3 separate regions of the Homo sapiens genome follow, and regions 1 and 3 are each linked to region 2. A link is a contact called in ENCODE Hi-C or POLR2A ChIA-PET data. All regions are on one chromosome and are shown on one strand. Each heading gives the region's core, a stretch centred on a gene start or an enhancer-like site at or near the end of the contact. The rest is flanking DNA. Distances are from core to core; before and after follow the strand shown. Region 1 overlaps PPP1R12B (protein phosphatase 1 regulatory subunit 12B). Region 2 overlaps SYT2 (synaptotagmin 2). Region 3 overlaps PPP1R12B (protein phosphatase 1 regulatory subunit 12B).

The links. A loop is a pair of places that touch in the nucleus more often than their neighbours do. ChIA-PET counts read pairs that join two places held with the same protein, here RNA polymerase II (POLR2A). Pooled maps may share reads with other maps.
Region 1: a map of heart right ventricle shows a loop between it and region 2 (2.2-fold over the local background). The contact joins two enhancer-like sites. A Hi-C loop is called at or near these places in 9 of 168 maps with a recorded cell type or tissue (aorta, cardiac septum, endothelial cell of umbilical vein and 5 more), 15 of 37 single-sample maps with no recorded cell type and 11 of 50 pooled maps. POLR2A ChIA-PET finds 5 or more read pairs at or near these places in 4 of 52 experiments (A549, A673, activated T-cell and 1 more).
Region 3: a loop to region 2 is called in a map of B cell, with 4 times the contacts of the local background. The contact joins two enhancer-like sites. A Hi-C loop is called at or near these places in 7 of 168 maps with a recorded cell type or tissue (B cell, aorta, cardiac septum and 3 more), 25 of 37 single-sample maps with no recorded cell type and 11 of 50 pooled maps. POLR2A ChIA-PET finds 5 or more read pairs at or near these places in 3 of 52 experiments (A673, activated T-cell and activated naive CD8-positive, alpha-beta T cell).

What each region holds. Positions count from the first base shown.
Region 1 is chr1:202,584,420-202,588,690 of GRCh38, forward strand. It overlaps PPP1R12B (protein phosphatase 1 regulatory subunit 12B), which reads left to right. Exons shown (of 24, transcript NM_002481.4): 24 at 1-4,271. Among named protein-coding and RNA genes, the nearest start is that of SYT2, 120 kb to the right of the region's middle. Within about 2 kb of position 2,237, at least 16 of the 41 ENCODE cell types and tissues checked have a DNase peak (open chromatin) inside an H3K27ac peak, as active enhancers do.
Region 2 is chr1:202,620,806-202,625,331 of GRCh38, forward strand. The region is part of intron 1 of SYT2 (synaptotagmin 2); the gene reads right to left. Among named protein-coding and RNA genes, the nearest start is that of SYT2, 87 kb to the right of the region's middle. RefSeq lists an enhancer at 1,909-2,533. Within about 2 kb of position 2,391, at least 6 of the 41 ENCODE cell types and tissues checked have a DNase peak (open chromatin) inside an H3K27ac peak, as active enhancers do.
Region 3 is chr1:202,562,825-202,567,227 of GRCh38, forward strand. It overlaps PPP1R12B (protein phosphatase 1 regulatory subunit 12B), which reads left to right. Exons shown (of 24, transcript NM_002481.4): 20 at 1-98; 21 at 1,619-1,723. Among named protein-coding and RNA genes, the nearest start is that of SYT2, 150 kb to the right of the region's middle. Within about 2 kb of position 2,752, at least 3 of the 41 ENCODE cell types and tissues checked have a DNase peak (open chromatin) inside an H3K27ac peak, as active enhancers do.

The DNA.
Region 1 (4,271 bases), core at 987-3,486, 37 kb before region 2:
ATGGTCTGTGGATCCCACGAAAGTGTGTGTAAACTACTGACTGTTTCTCCACTAGAGGCATTTAATTGAGCCAAAGATGATGGAAGAAGAAACTCTCAAAGCCATGTACTTTGTTAGGTGTCTGGATTTTTGGCCTGTTTGCAGCCTCTCCTAGCCACAGACAGACACTGTCTCCTCTCAGAGAAAGGCCAGTGTTTCGGTCCAGGCCACTGGTGAGTGTCGGCACCCTTGAGGTGGGCATGGAGTGAGCAGAAGAAGCCTGGAGAAGAGAGAACTATTTAAAAGTGTTGCCAGTTATTCAGCTTCCAGGCGGCTTTGCACCTCCAAAGGTGCAAAAAGGAAAAAGAAAGCAGAAAGGATTCAGCATTTAAGCAGAAAGAAAAGGGAAATTCTACTCTACCAGATGAGCCACTGGTTCCACTGGAGCTTATCAGTGAAGTAACACTGCAGGAGCCCTGGTATCCTTCCCTCAGAGATATCATCAGGGGCCCTCAAACCCCATTGTTTATGCCAGCACTGACCGCACTTTAAGCACACACTTACCAATCAGAGGTCGTGTAATTGGCCTAAATCTAGGCCCAGTTATTACTACAAATCTTAGTCACCATACTCTCTCGCCCAGGCTGGAGTGCAGTGGTGTGATCTCAGCTCACTGCAACCTCCACCTCCCAGGCTCAAGGGATCCTCTCACCTCAGCTCCCGAGCAGCTAGGACTGCAGGTGTGCACCACCATGCCCAGCTAATTTTTGAATTTTTTTGTAGAGATGGGGTTTTGCCATGTTGCCCAGGCTGGTCTGAAGCTGCTGGGCTCAAGCAATCCACCTGGCTGGGCCTCCCAAAGCGATAGGATTACAGGCGTAAGGGCCCACGCCCAGCCTACCATACTGATTTTCAAGGCAGGGTCTAACCCTTCATAAGATGTGAGTTCTTCCAACCCAATAAGCAGGCAGCTTTGAGGACAAAAAGGCAACATTAAAAGATAAGACCCTAGAAGTCAGAACATCTGTATTCCAAGGCCACCCCTTCTCCTTTTAGTCATGTGACTTTGGGCAGGTCACCCTCCCTGTCTGTAAAATGAGGTTGGACTGGATAATCTTTATGTGCCCTTTCCTTTTGGCTTAAAATTCTGTGATTTATTCATTCTTAGGAAGATCAGCATATTTATTGGGATTTCTGCTTCAAAAATTCTTTCTAACCTCAAAAATCCAAGTCCAGAATTTTTTGTTTTCTTCTGGATTTAAACTGTTTAATATGAGCACATCAAGGTTGACTTCTCATCCTTTTTGGGAAGTGAATTTAATATTGAGGGTAATTGAATGATGTTGCAATGGCTTTCCCTCCTGCTGGCTTGGTAAGAATATTAAAGCCTGCAGAGGTGGAAATTGGAGCTCATGGAGAAATGGATAGAAAGCAATTTGTTGCAGGCAGCCTTTGGACAAGTTGTTTTAATAGGAAATAGACCTGCTGCTTCATAGGTTTCCTCAACCACCTTTCCTCAGCTTTCTTAAAATGGGATCTACATTGGCTCTTCACACCCAAATAGCAGACTAATCGTTTTTCTGCTTAGCACCGTCTGGTTCATTGTCTTGAACTCTGCCTTACAGCAGCAAGAAAATTTTCCTCGACAAGAACCTCAATCTTTAGTTCCATTGAGCTCCCCCTCTGGATTTTGGACTTACCAGAAGTAGGAGGTTCTGATACCATTCAAGATGGTCTTTCCTTCAAAGCAGGTCTGAAGAGGAGACTACCAAAGCAGTGTTTACAAACCCAGAGTCCACACAACCATATTGCATAGAACAGCACTTGGCTTTCACAAGCCTCCTACAGGACCTGGTGTAATTGGAGTGAAAGGGCAGAGACCCTGGAAGTGGAGGTGGCTGTGTGCTGCGATGGGAAGAAGGCAGAAGGCCCAGGGGCTTTGGACATAGAGCAGGGTGGAAGCTGCAAGTACTGGGAAGGAAGAGAGTTTCACAGAAACAAAGCTTTGTCACACAGAAATGAGTTCTGTCTCACTGGTGACTTCATCCCTCAGGCTCCAGCTGAGCAGAGATTTTAATCAGCTTCCTTAATGGGTATTGACACTGCTCAGGAAGCAGTAGACCCTGTCAGGGACAGCTATTGATCTTTTGTGTTCTGATTAGATTGGAAAATAGATCAACTTCATTGTAGTCCAGGAACTGTTGGTCACAGCTACTAGGAATGAGGTGATTTCTGAGGGCTGAGAAAAAACACAGAATCTTGGCCAGCAGCCAGCAGCTGCATGGTGAAAGATGCATTCACTTCTCCTTTGAGAGTTGGGGTTGAGGGCAAACATAGAACCCAGGTTTGGCTTACAACCCAGTGTCCCGGAAGCCCTCCTTCGGGAGAACTGTAAGTAAGAGGTGGGTGTGTCTAAAGACAATACCATTAATGAATGTTCTGGCCTTACCTAAAAAGGTTTAGCAATTTGGGGATAACTCTTGGATCTAGCTTATGTGCGTTCACATGCACATTTGCTAGCCCAGAGCTTTTAAAATGAGGTCTGGCATATACTTGATTACAAATGAAAACTCAGAAACCAATTTTATTTATTAAATCATATCTTTTGTTTTTCCCCCTCCCTTCTAATCCCCCAAAGGACCTATTTGAGCTGTTCCCCAATTCATCTGCTTATTTTGGACCATGAATCTGCCAGAGTGATATTTTCTGTTATTTCTCCTCCAAATTTTTCCCTGATGTTTCCAATAAAGATTTACTTGGGTGGCCCCTTAAGGTGACATCAGGATGCTCTTATGTCCTTCCAGAATAAGCATACACTTCACTCCTCTCCCTTTCATCTCCCTCTGCATTCTTAATTCCTTGCTTTTCTCACTTGGAGCCGAGGGTGCTTTAGAGAGGTGGTTTTCCATGAATCAGCCAAGATTCCTGTAGAAGTTGGGTATACCAACCACCACCACCACCGCCCCCTATTCCAGTTTCAAAGCTCCTCGGCTATGCTAATGTCCCCTCAGAGATGAGGTTTGACTTTTAGGCCCGTATGACTCCTCCATAGCCTGGCCAAGGAGACCATGAGTAGCCATGTCTGGTTTACTCTTTATCCTGAGACTGTTTATAGCTTAAAACAGAAGTGTGTCTTCCCAGCACAAACCTAATCAATCAGTGTATCAGTGCATCTGGTGGCAACAGCTCAGCCCATTCAAAGAGCAAGGATTCAGGAAAGGCACACTGATGGTGGGGAGCCTCTTAAGAGCCTCTAATGTTCTCCCAAAACCAGAGTTGAGAGTCGGAGTGCCAGTCGTCGGGGCCCACTATTCCTGAATAAGGGACATGCAAGGGCCAGAAGTAGCTTGACTCTCGCCTAAATATCTGTGCCTTTGCCTGTCCTTTCTCCCACTCTACTGAAACCCGGAACAGATTCCCGCTTGCCTTCTGATGAAGAGAGGTTAGGTAAAGAGAGTTTGGAGGAAAAAAGACACCAGGAGGCAGGCTGCGGGGTAGGAGAGGGTTCTGAGAGGAGGCAGCAATCCAGAATACCTCCTTTTCTAGCCAGCATCCCTTGAACTTTTGAAAGGTTGTGCCTACCACTGGCTGGCACACCAGGGCAATGATTTCCCTGCAGAAGGAAGGAAAGAATGTTTCACCCTTGCATCCTTCTTGGAGAAGCTACAGCCTGTGCTCAGTTGAGTGGTTCACACTCAGACTTTGGCTTTATGGTTTTCCTTCCTCCTTGTCTTTGCCCTGACCTTGATCAACAGGGGTGAAAAGAACCACCCTGAGGTTTCCATGCCTCTCCCATTTTAGTGGTAGCATTTTGTGTCTTTACTCCACCCTTCACCCTAGTTCCACCAAGGTTCACACACCAGATGTAACTGTTTTTCAGCTGAGTTGTATGGATTAACTTCAGTCCACTGTAAATACACCTGGGATGGGGTGGGGTTGGGGTTGTTTAGGGAGAAGCAGCCAGACTTGCTTTGTGAACTGAATGTATTTTTATGCAATTTTGAGTGGCCTTTCAACCCTAAGATGAATGGTTTTGTTTTACTGGTTGTTGTTATATAGTTTTGAGTATTCTGTGTTTGAAAGTTTGGGAATAATAATATTCACTTCTATATGATGCCTGTAAACACAACAGTATTTATAAATGAGTAAATAAAACTGTGTTTTAACTTTGTGACTGTCTCCACAGTTCAGAGCATGGGATTTCTAGAATCTCACATCTGGGGCAGCCTCTTCTGATTTTACATCTTATCATTGGTGGGGGCCTCGCCCACCAGCCTCCTACAACTCCTGTC
Region 2 (4,526 bases), core at 1,141-3,640:
GCACACTCACACTCACACTCTCAGTAGTTCTGGGATGTTCTGCTTTGAGGGTCTTCACTCAGCCCATGGTCAGCCTACATGGGAGAATCACAGAAGGCCCAGATGCCCTGGAGCTTTGCTCTGTGTGGGTGAACAGGGAATGATCTCCAAGGGAGATAGTGGAAGAATCGGTGTGCAGGGGAGTGAGCATGATACCTGTGTAAAAGGGTAGGGGAGAAGTATATGTATGCTTGTATGCTTCTATATTCACAGCACGGCTCTGGAAAGGTGCATAAGGAATTGATGACATTAGTTGTAGTTGCTTCTGGGGAGCGGAGTTGGGAAAGGAGGAGCTGGAAAATATTTCACTGGGTATCTTTCTGTATCTTTAAATTTTTGAACCCCACGAAAATCTGCCTGTCTCTTCCACCCTCTGGTACTTCAGAACCCTGGAGCTGGATCCTCAGCCTTGCAAAGGAGAAAACAAATGAGGGGGGTTTGTGTGTTTTTAAATTTATTTTATTTTTTACAGACAGCGTCTCACTCTGTTGCTCAGGCTGGAATACAGGGCCGTGATCATAGCTCACTGCAGCCTTCAAACTCCTGGGCCCAAGCAATCCTCCCACCTCAGCCTCCCAAGGAGCTAGGACCACACACATGCGCCACCATGCCTGGCTAGTTTTAAAGTTTTTCATAGAGACAGGGTACCACTATGTTGCTCAGGCTGGTCTTGAACTCCTGGCCTCATGAACTCCTTGAACTCCTGGCGATCTTGCTGCCTTGACCTCCCAAAGTGCTGGGATTATAGGCATGAGCCACTGCGCCCAGCCAAAAGAGAGAACAAATGAGTGGGTTTGTGTAGCTCACCCAGAAATCGCCTGACCTGCTCCAGGTGGGAGGCATGCTGCAGGAAGAATGCCACCAGGACCTGCCCCCCTCACCCTCAGAGGACCCCTAGGCTCTCACCTTGCCTCTCTTCTTCCCTACAAAAAGTCAGGAGACTGGAAGCCCTGCTGTCTCCTCTAGCAGGCTTCTGGGATTCCCTTGGTGTGCCCCCAAATGAGACTGCCTCCAAAATGGGATCCTGATGCCACATCAAAGATGAGTAAGTTCAATCCTCACCCTCACCAAAAGCATATATGTGTGTGTGTGCACACATGTACATACACTCACCATCAACTGCCACCCCAAACCAATTAAATATGATCTGGGGACTAGGCACTTCTGTGGATTATCCCACTCAGTACTAGCCTTGATTAATGCAGATAATGGAGAGCTGACTGGATACAGCTTACAGTATTTAATCTTTCCCGGCATTGTATTTGCAGAAGCCAAAGTAATGAGATGGAAATAGGTTAACCAGCAAGACACCTGTCACCGAAGCTCACAGGCTAGAAAGATCAATACTTAAGGAGAAATATATGTCTTTATGTTTTGCACCAATGCTTCAGTCCAACATTTGGTCCTAGGAGGCTGAGGATAAAGTTTTAATGAATTAATTTTCTAGCTCATTCTGAAAATAAGTTACCCATTTCTTTGAGTTCCTTGTGTACCGAGGCCTGATGAGCCTTCTTGGTCAGTGCATGCACACCTCCACTTTGGAGCGAGGTTGTCATTCCGCACACGTAGAAGCAGAGTCTGTTCTTGACTGGCCCTGGGGAAGCTAACAACTCCCAGGTTCCTGAGAGTTGGAACGTCCTTCTAGTGTCTAACTTCAATCTCTCCTGCTGCAGCAACACTCATTTTCCTTCTCTTGATCTCGCTGAGATCAGCAATTCCAGGCCACCTGATGGGCGCCTCAGAATCCAATGGCTGAGGATTGAGCCCTTCCTGCACCAATCTTGGGCTGGCCTGTTAGCCTCCCTGCGCTTGTGCAGCTGTGTGTGGGGGTTAAGCATCCCTGCCCTGCCTGCCTTAAGGACAGCTTCCATGATCAAAGGTGAAGTTTCCTGAGTGAGGCTCTGTAAACCTGCAGCACCTCACACCTGCCTCGGATTATTTATTTCTCTCTGAACCTAGACCCCAGGCATGGATACCCTTAAATCACAGGCAAATATTAATAAAACCCAGCCTGTGAGGGCTGAGGGACTCTTACAGACAACGCAGTCCACAGCCTCTTTTCGAAAACAAAGAAACTGAGGCCCCAAAGGGAGGTGGCTTACCTCCATCACACAAACAACACCGCTAAATGGTGGCAGCCCTGCCTGAGTTGTCAACTCCTGGATTCCAGGCCTTTGTCGCCCCTCAGGCCACCCCACCAAGCCCTGGCTCCATTTGATCCTTGGCTAACTCTTGTAGGGTGCAGGGATAGTAGCAGTGGTGAGGGGGCAGAGGGATGCCCCCGCCAGGCAAGCCCCTCAGCACACCCTCCGCTCTGCCACCCCAGCCAGGATCACAACTTGAAACAGGACAGAGAAGCCCGCCATCCCCATGGGAGAGGAGCTGGAGTCCAGGCTCCCTGGAGAGGGAGTTAATACTGCAGCACGGCGCACTCTAGCCAAGACGGAGAAGCTGCTGAGTCACAGTCCAGCCGCCTGGCCAGCCCTGAGCTGCCTGCTGGGGCCCCCAGCTGCTCCCAGCCCAGGGGGCTGCCTCTGGCCCCCAGACAGGCTGCCTTCCCACCTCCTTCTCCAGAGACTCAGAATCTTGGGCCTCCAGGGTTCCCCACTCCCCAGCACCCCACAACATCTCCCAAACCCACAGGCAGCTGTCCTGGGGCGGAGGAGAGGGTCTTCCATTGGTTGGGTGTCAAGATGCTTGGGAGCAGGCCGGGAAGGGTGGGCGACCCGGAATGAGTGATTGAGTGGGGACAGATGGAGGCTTGGGGACCAGCGGGCCCTGGGCTGCCTGGTGTAGGATACGGAAAGTGTGTAGGGGGGGTGCACCCGTGGGCCCCAGGAGGTCTGTTGTGCGCATGCTCTGAGTGTGAGGGAGGACGGGTAGGACTGTGGGGGTCTGCCCTGGTCGTGCTCCCAAGAGAGGCACTGCTTTCTGCAGAGTGCGTGGGCAACTGCCAGCTGGGGGAGCGCTCACCAGGGGAAAGGGGAGCTCTCTGTGGCTTAGCAGTGATTAACCCACACAATCAATGGATCCTCCAGCCACAGTGTGAGCAGCTCTGCCTCATGTGAGGCACACAGCACCTTCCAGCACAGTCCCGATATCTTTCATGCCAGATGCACATCTTCAATTTCAGCTACAAACTGTTACAAATTGATGCATTTTCTTTCTGACTAAATGTTACAAGGTTTGAACACACTAGCTCTGCCGATCACCGCCCCTCTAAGGGATGGGTTTAGAGGTTTGGCACGAAAGCAAAAGCCTTTTAATAGGAGTGCGTGAGTGTGGTGGTGTGTGTGTGATGTGAGTGTGCATATGTGGCGTGTGCATGTATGTGGTGGGTAGGGGTATATGTGGTGGTATGTATGTGTAGGATGTGTGTGCTGTATGTGTAGTGTGTGTGATGTGGGCGCTAGGGTGTGGGGGACAGTGGGGTGTGTATATATGGTGTGTGTGTGATGTAGGGGGTGGTGTGGGTTAGGGGTGGAGGCTCTAGTGGGGTGTCAGGGGGTATGTGGGTAGTGGGTAGTGGCATATGTGTGGTGTGTACGTATGTGTGGTATGGGGGTATAGTGAGTTTGTGTGGGATGTGTGTGTAATACGTGTATGTGTTGTGGTCTGTTGTGTGTAGTGAGGTGTGTGTGGTGTATAGTAAGGTGTGTATGGTGTGTGTCTGTGTGGTGTGTAGTAGAGTGTGGATGTGTGTGGTGTGTGTGGTGTTTAGTAGTGTGTGTGGTGTGTGATGTGTGTGGTATCTGTGTGGTGTGTGTGGTGTCATAGAGTGTGTGTATGGCATGTAGCACAGTGTCTGGTGTGTAGTAGTGTGTGTGTGGTGTTTAGTAGTGTGTGTTGCGTGTAGTAGGGTGTGTGTGTGGTATGTAGTAGGGTGTGTGTGGCATGTAGTAGGGTGTGTGGTGTGTGTGTGGTGTGTGGTGTGTGTGTGGTGTGTATGGCATGTAGCATGGTGTGTGTGTGTGGTGTCTGGTCTGTAGTAGGGTGTGTGTGGTGTGTAGTAGGGTGTGTGGTGTGTGTGTGATGTGTGCCTGTGTGGTATGTGGCGTGTAGTAGGGTGTGTGGTGTGTGTCTGTGTGGTGTGTTTGTGTAGTGTGTGTGGTGTCTGTGTGTGGCATGTGTGGTGTGTGTAGTGTGGTGTGTGTCTTTGTGGTGTGGCATGTAGTAGGTTGTGTGTGTGGTGTGTGTGGTGTCTAGTAGGGTGTGTGGTGTGTAGTAGGGTGTGTGTGTGGTTTGTGTGTGGTATGTGTGTGGTGTGTGTGGTATGTGTGTCGTGTGTGTGGCGTGTAATAGGGTGTGTGGTGTGTCTGTGTGGTGTGTGTGTCGTGTGTGTGGCATGTAGTAGGGTGTGTGTGTGATGTTTGTGGTGTGTGCTGTGTCTGTGTGGTGTGTGTGTGGTGTGTGTGGCATGTAGTAGGGTGTGTGTGTGATGTTTGTGGTGTGTGCTGTGTCTGTGTGGTGTGTGTGTGGTGTGTGTG
Region 3 (4,403 bases), core at 1,502-4,001, 58 kb before region 2:
ACCGGGCTTCAGCAAGAGCCCGTCGGGAGGCCCGGGAGGCCCGCCTAGCCACCCTGACCAGCCGTGTAGAAGAAGACAGCAACAGAGATTATAAAAAAGTAGGGTCTTTATTCAATTTTCCGGTTCTTTGGTGACATGTAAACCTCTCAGCCTTCCTCCACCACACCCAGAAAAATTACCATAGCTCTGAATAAGCAGAAGAAAAGGCACTTAAGTAATAATAATTCCTTGCAGTTTTCTGGGTTTACTTCACCTCTCCAAAAAACTAGATAAAGACCCCTTCAGATATTGAGGTGTTTTGTTTTGTTTTTTGAGACAAGGTCTCATTGTTACCCAGGCTAAAGCGCAGTGGTGCAATCATAGGTAACTTCCCTCTCAAACTCCTGGGTTCATAGGGTCCTCCTGCCACAGCCTCCCACATAGCTAGAACTATAGCCATGCACCACCACACACGGCTACATTTTTTATTTTTTATGGAGATTGGATCTCACTATATTGCCCAGGCTGGTCTTGAATTCCTGGCCACAAGCAATCTTCCCACCTCAGCCTCCCAAAGTGCTGGGATTACAGACGTGAGCCACCATGCCCAGCCATATGTTGCTTTTAGTGCAGTAAGTGTATAGTTAGAATCAGGTATTTAGAAGTGTAGGGAAAAGTAAGAAATTAAGAATATAAAAAGGGTGAAAAACCTAATGCTGTCTCTCTGAGCCCCTGAGAATCATTTGGTAGACTGTTATTTTTAACAAACATGTGCTTCTAATAAGGTCCTGTGAATATCAACTAAATACTACTTGGTGTTAGTAAAAAAAAAAAAAAAAAAGAAAAGAAAATCATCATCACTTTACAGTTTATTTCCTTTTTTCTTGTAGAATAGTACCTAACTCCAAGAGTAGACTTAAAAACCTTCCCTTTCAGGTGTTTGCGATACCAGGAAAAACTATTTTTGTAAAGAAAATATTTAGGATGGGCATGGTGGTTCATGCCTGTAATCCCAGCACGTTGGGAGGGTGAGGCAGGATGATCACTTGAGCCCAGGAGTTCCAGACCAGCCTGGGCAATATAGTGAGACCCCCATCTCCACAAAAAATTGAAAAATTAGCTGGGCATGGTGGCTCATGCCTGTAGTCCCAGCTACTAAGTTAGGAGGATTGCTTGAGCCTGGGAGTTCAAGGCTGCAGTGAGGGGTGATCATGCTACTACACTCCAGCCTGGGTAACAGAGCAAGACCCTGTCTCCAAAGGGAATAAAGAGTGCTTGTTCTGTTAATGTTTTGTTAAGCAGAACTTGACTAAAATCAATATACACAGTAGACTGGTTCCAAAAAAAAATTGTCTTTTTCATTGCTCTTTTAAGCAATGAAAATGTCCCATAGTAATGACTGTTTTTCCCCCAGAGATTAACATTATTGAAGTTGGAGCATCATCATTCTCTTTCTGTTCATCACTTTGAAAAAGCAAGAGACCAGTTGGCTGAATGTACTCTGCTCCCTACCCTTCCTTCATTTTCTCTCTCTACCATATAGTGGTGGCTTGGGGCACAGAGCCCTGGGCATTCTCATGTGATGAAATGGTGTGAGTTCTAACGCGAACGCTGATCCTCTTTTTTCCCTCTCCTCTAGCTCTATGAGAGTGCTCTGACTGAAAACCAAAAACTGAAAACAAAACTTCAGGAAGCCCAGCTAGAGCTAGCAGATATAAAGTCCAAGCTTGAGAAGGTGGCCCAGGTAAGACGGAAGAAGAAGAAAAAAGATGAGAACCAAGGGTTGATGTAAGGAAGCAAACTAGACTAGGGATCTAAGGGACAGGAAGTAAGATAGAGTCAAGATCAGGCCTTCTCGGGGCAATGAGATAGAAGCTTCTTAGATTCTAATTTATTTTAGGTTTCAATCAGTGTTTAACTTAAAAAGGAAAACTGATAATTCAGTGAACAATTCCTGATGGTCTGAATGCTAATAATTAATACTATGGCTCATCATCTACTTATTTATTAGTAGAAAAGCATAAACCAGCACTACAAAGCTAGTCCTAGACAGTTCCTCTTGTCCTGTTCATTATGTTTCAGTTCAGTTTATCTACACTTCACCTCTTGGAGAGAGATAAGCAAGACCCTATTAAACCTAGGGCAGAGAGATAACAAATTAAGCCTAGAGAAGTAAGTGGTTTGCTTAGGCCATATAACAAATCAAGGGCAAAGGTGGTGCCACAACATAGGGTTAAGTCCCAAAGCAAAGATTCTGTAGCATATGTTATCTCCCCAAGCCACCACTCTTTTTCAGCCTACAAATAAGGAATATTAGTGGCAGAAAGACTGATAAACTATTTCCTCTCACTGCCAGGTTTGATTTAATTAGATGATGCTTTAGAGGATGCTGGAGGTAATAACCTTGTCACCAGTGAAACAAACTCCGCAGCTGAAAGCTAAAGCAAGCACTGCTTTTGGTTATTGCTGAGTTATCAGGAAACCTATTGAGTTATTTCCCTCCTAGAATGCCTGGGGACTTAGAATTTCGAAAGCTGAACTGAAGTAAAAATGATTCTTTAGCAGGAAGGCTTGAAATGAAAACCAGAGGTGGCTAGTCATTCTGGCAATATGACTGGCTATCCAAAAGCAAAGACTAAAATGCTAGGGTTGTACAGTACCAAATACATGGAGTTTGGAGGGCAGGGGTGTTGATTACCCTCTAAACATCCTATTCTAACCCCTCTGGAATTGCATGAGCAGGAGGGTGCCAACACTTGGAAGACAGCCCCACAGAGCTGCGTAGGACTCCAGCAAGACAGCCAGGACACTCACTTTCTGGAGAAGGGCTTACCCAGGTGTAAAATGTGAACTGCCTGTCAGTTTAGAAGAGCCACCCCCTTTTTCCTGATTATAGTAGCCCAACATGGCTCTACTGGAAATTTCTGAGACTTACTGCAACACAAATAGATAATAACTAGGCTTAAAGTGATTTTGTGGAATAAGAAAAGTAGGTTTCTAAATCTAAAAGAGAAAAATACACACATAGCTATAGCCCTGCCATAAGGCAGCGGGGTGGACTGAATAAATCTCACTCCAACATTATTGAGCCAGGCAAAAAAAAAAAAAAGTCTCATTCACAGTAGACCCTCAAAAGAAATCTGGGGCTAATTTTTATTCTGAATGGCGCCACATATTGGCAGTGGTTTATAAATACAGATCTTATGCTGGTTCTTGTCAGTTATTACTAGGATTGTTTTACAGAAAATTAAAGAGCAGTCATGTGAGGAACCACAGGAAGAGCAGTTTCACCTGCTCCCCACTCTTCTCAGCGGAAGCTTCTGACAGCATATGTCTTGACCTTTAGGGGTTCTCAGCATTTCCACCAGCCCATGCCTTAGAACAGTGAGCAGTCTAACAAGCTGCTGACATTGACTTGCACAGAGGGCACTGAAAATAAAATCAGCCTTTCCAGTTGCTGGGGAAAAGCATTTACTCTCTGGCCCACTGCTTTGCTGGGTGTGTCAAAATATACTTAGTTTTGCCAAATACAAGTTATTGAAATTCATAAGAAATGGTGCTGCTACAAACCAAGTCTCTGCCATTTACCAAAAATGGAGTTGTTTGGCAGGACAGTGGAGGGAGGGCTTCTCAGCCTCACACATTTGTATGGAGACAGTTACCACATGAACATACACAATATTTTTACATAAAAGATCCACCCCAACTCTAAGGGAGTCAACATTAAAAACAGAACAAACAAAAAACTAGTTCTTTGTGTATATAAACCTTGAAAATCATGAAATCATCACAACTTCTACAGCTCCTCAGGCTTAGGAAAGAAAGACTTACGAGGATATTAACAAGCTGTAGGATCTATTTTTGCGTTTTTTTCTCTTCCTTCTGCTTCATAGTAGATGCAGCATAAAGGCAGACAGCCATGCCCTTCCAAACAGAAGGTGAAAGCCCAGGACAGGAGCCAGAATTCTGAGTTTTATTGTTAGTTCTGGCCATTCCTTAATTTTTTTTTTAAAAAAAGAAACTGCTGCAAGAAGACCAGCATAATTTCTATATTTATTTAAATGTTGTCTCTGCATGACACTAAGCAAAATAAAAATAATCACCCAGCAGTTATTAAATGTCTACTGAATGTAAGAAATTCTGCTGAGTTCTATGACCCTAAGGCCAAAAGGGACTTAAGGGTTTTTTATTCCCCTTTTAAGGAAGGGCCATTATCTGAGGTTATTCTGTTTTTTTTGCCGTGAGGCTAAGTCTTTTCAGCCCCTCTGCAAAATTTAAGTCAAAGATGATCTAAAATAAACATTCTAAATCTTTTATTCAAATAAAATTACCTTATCTGGAAGCCCAATATATAAGACAGATGAAAGTGGACTACCTCTGTTCAAAGCAGGGCAGATGCCATGAATGGACTCCTAAGAACCCCT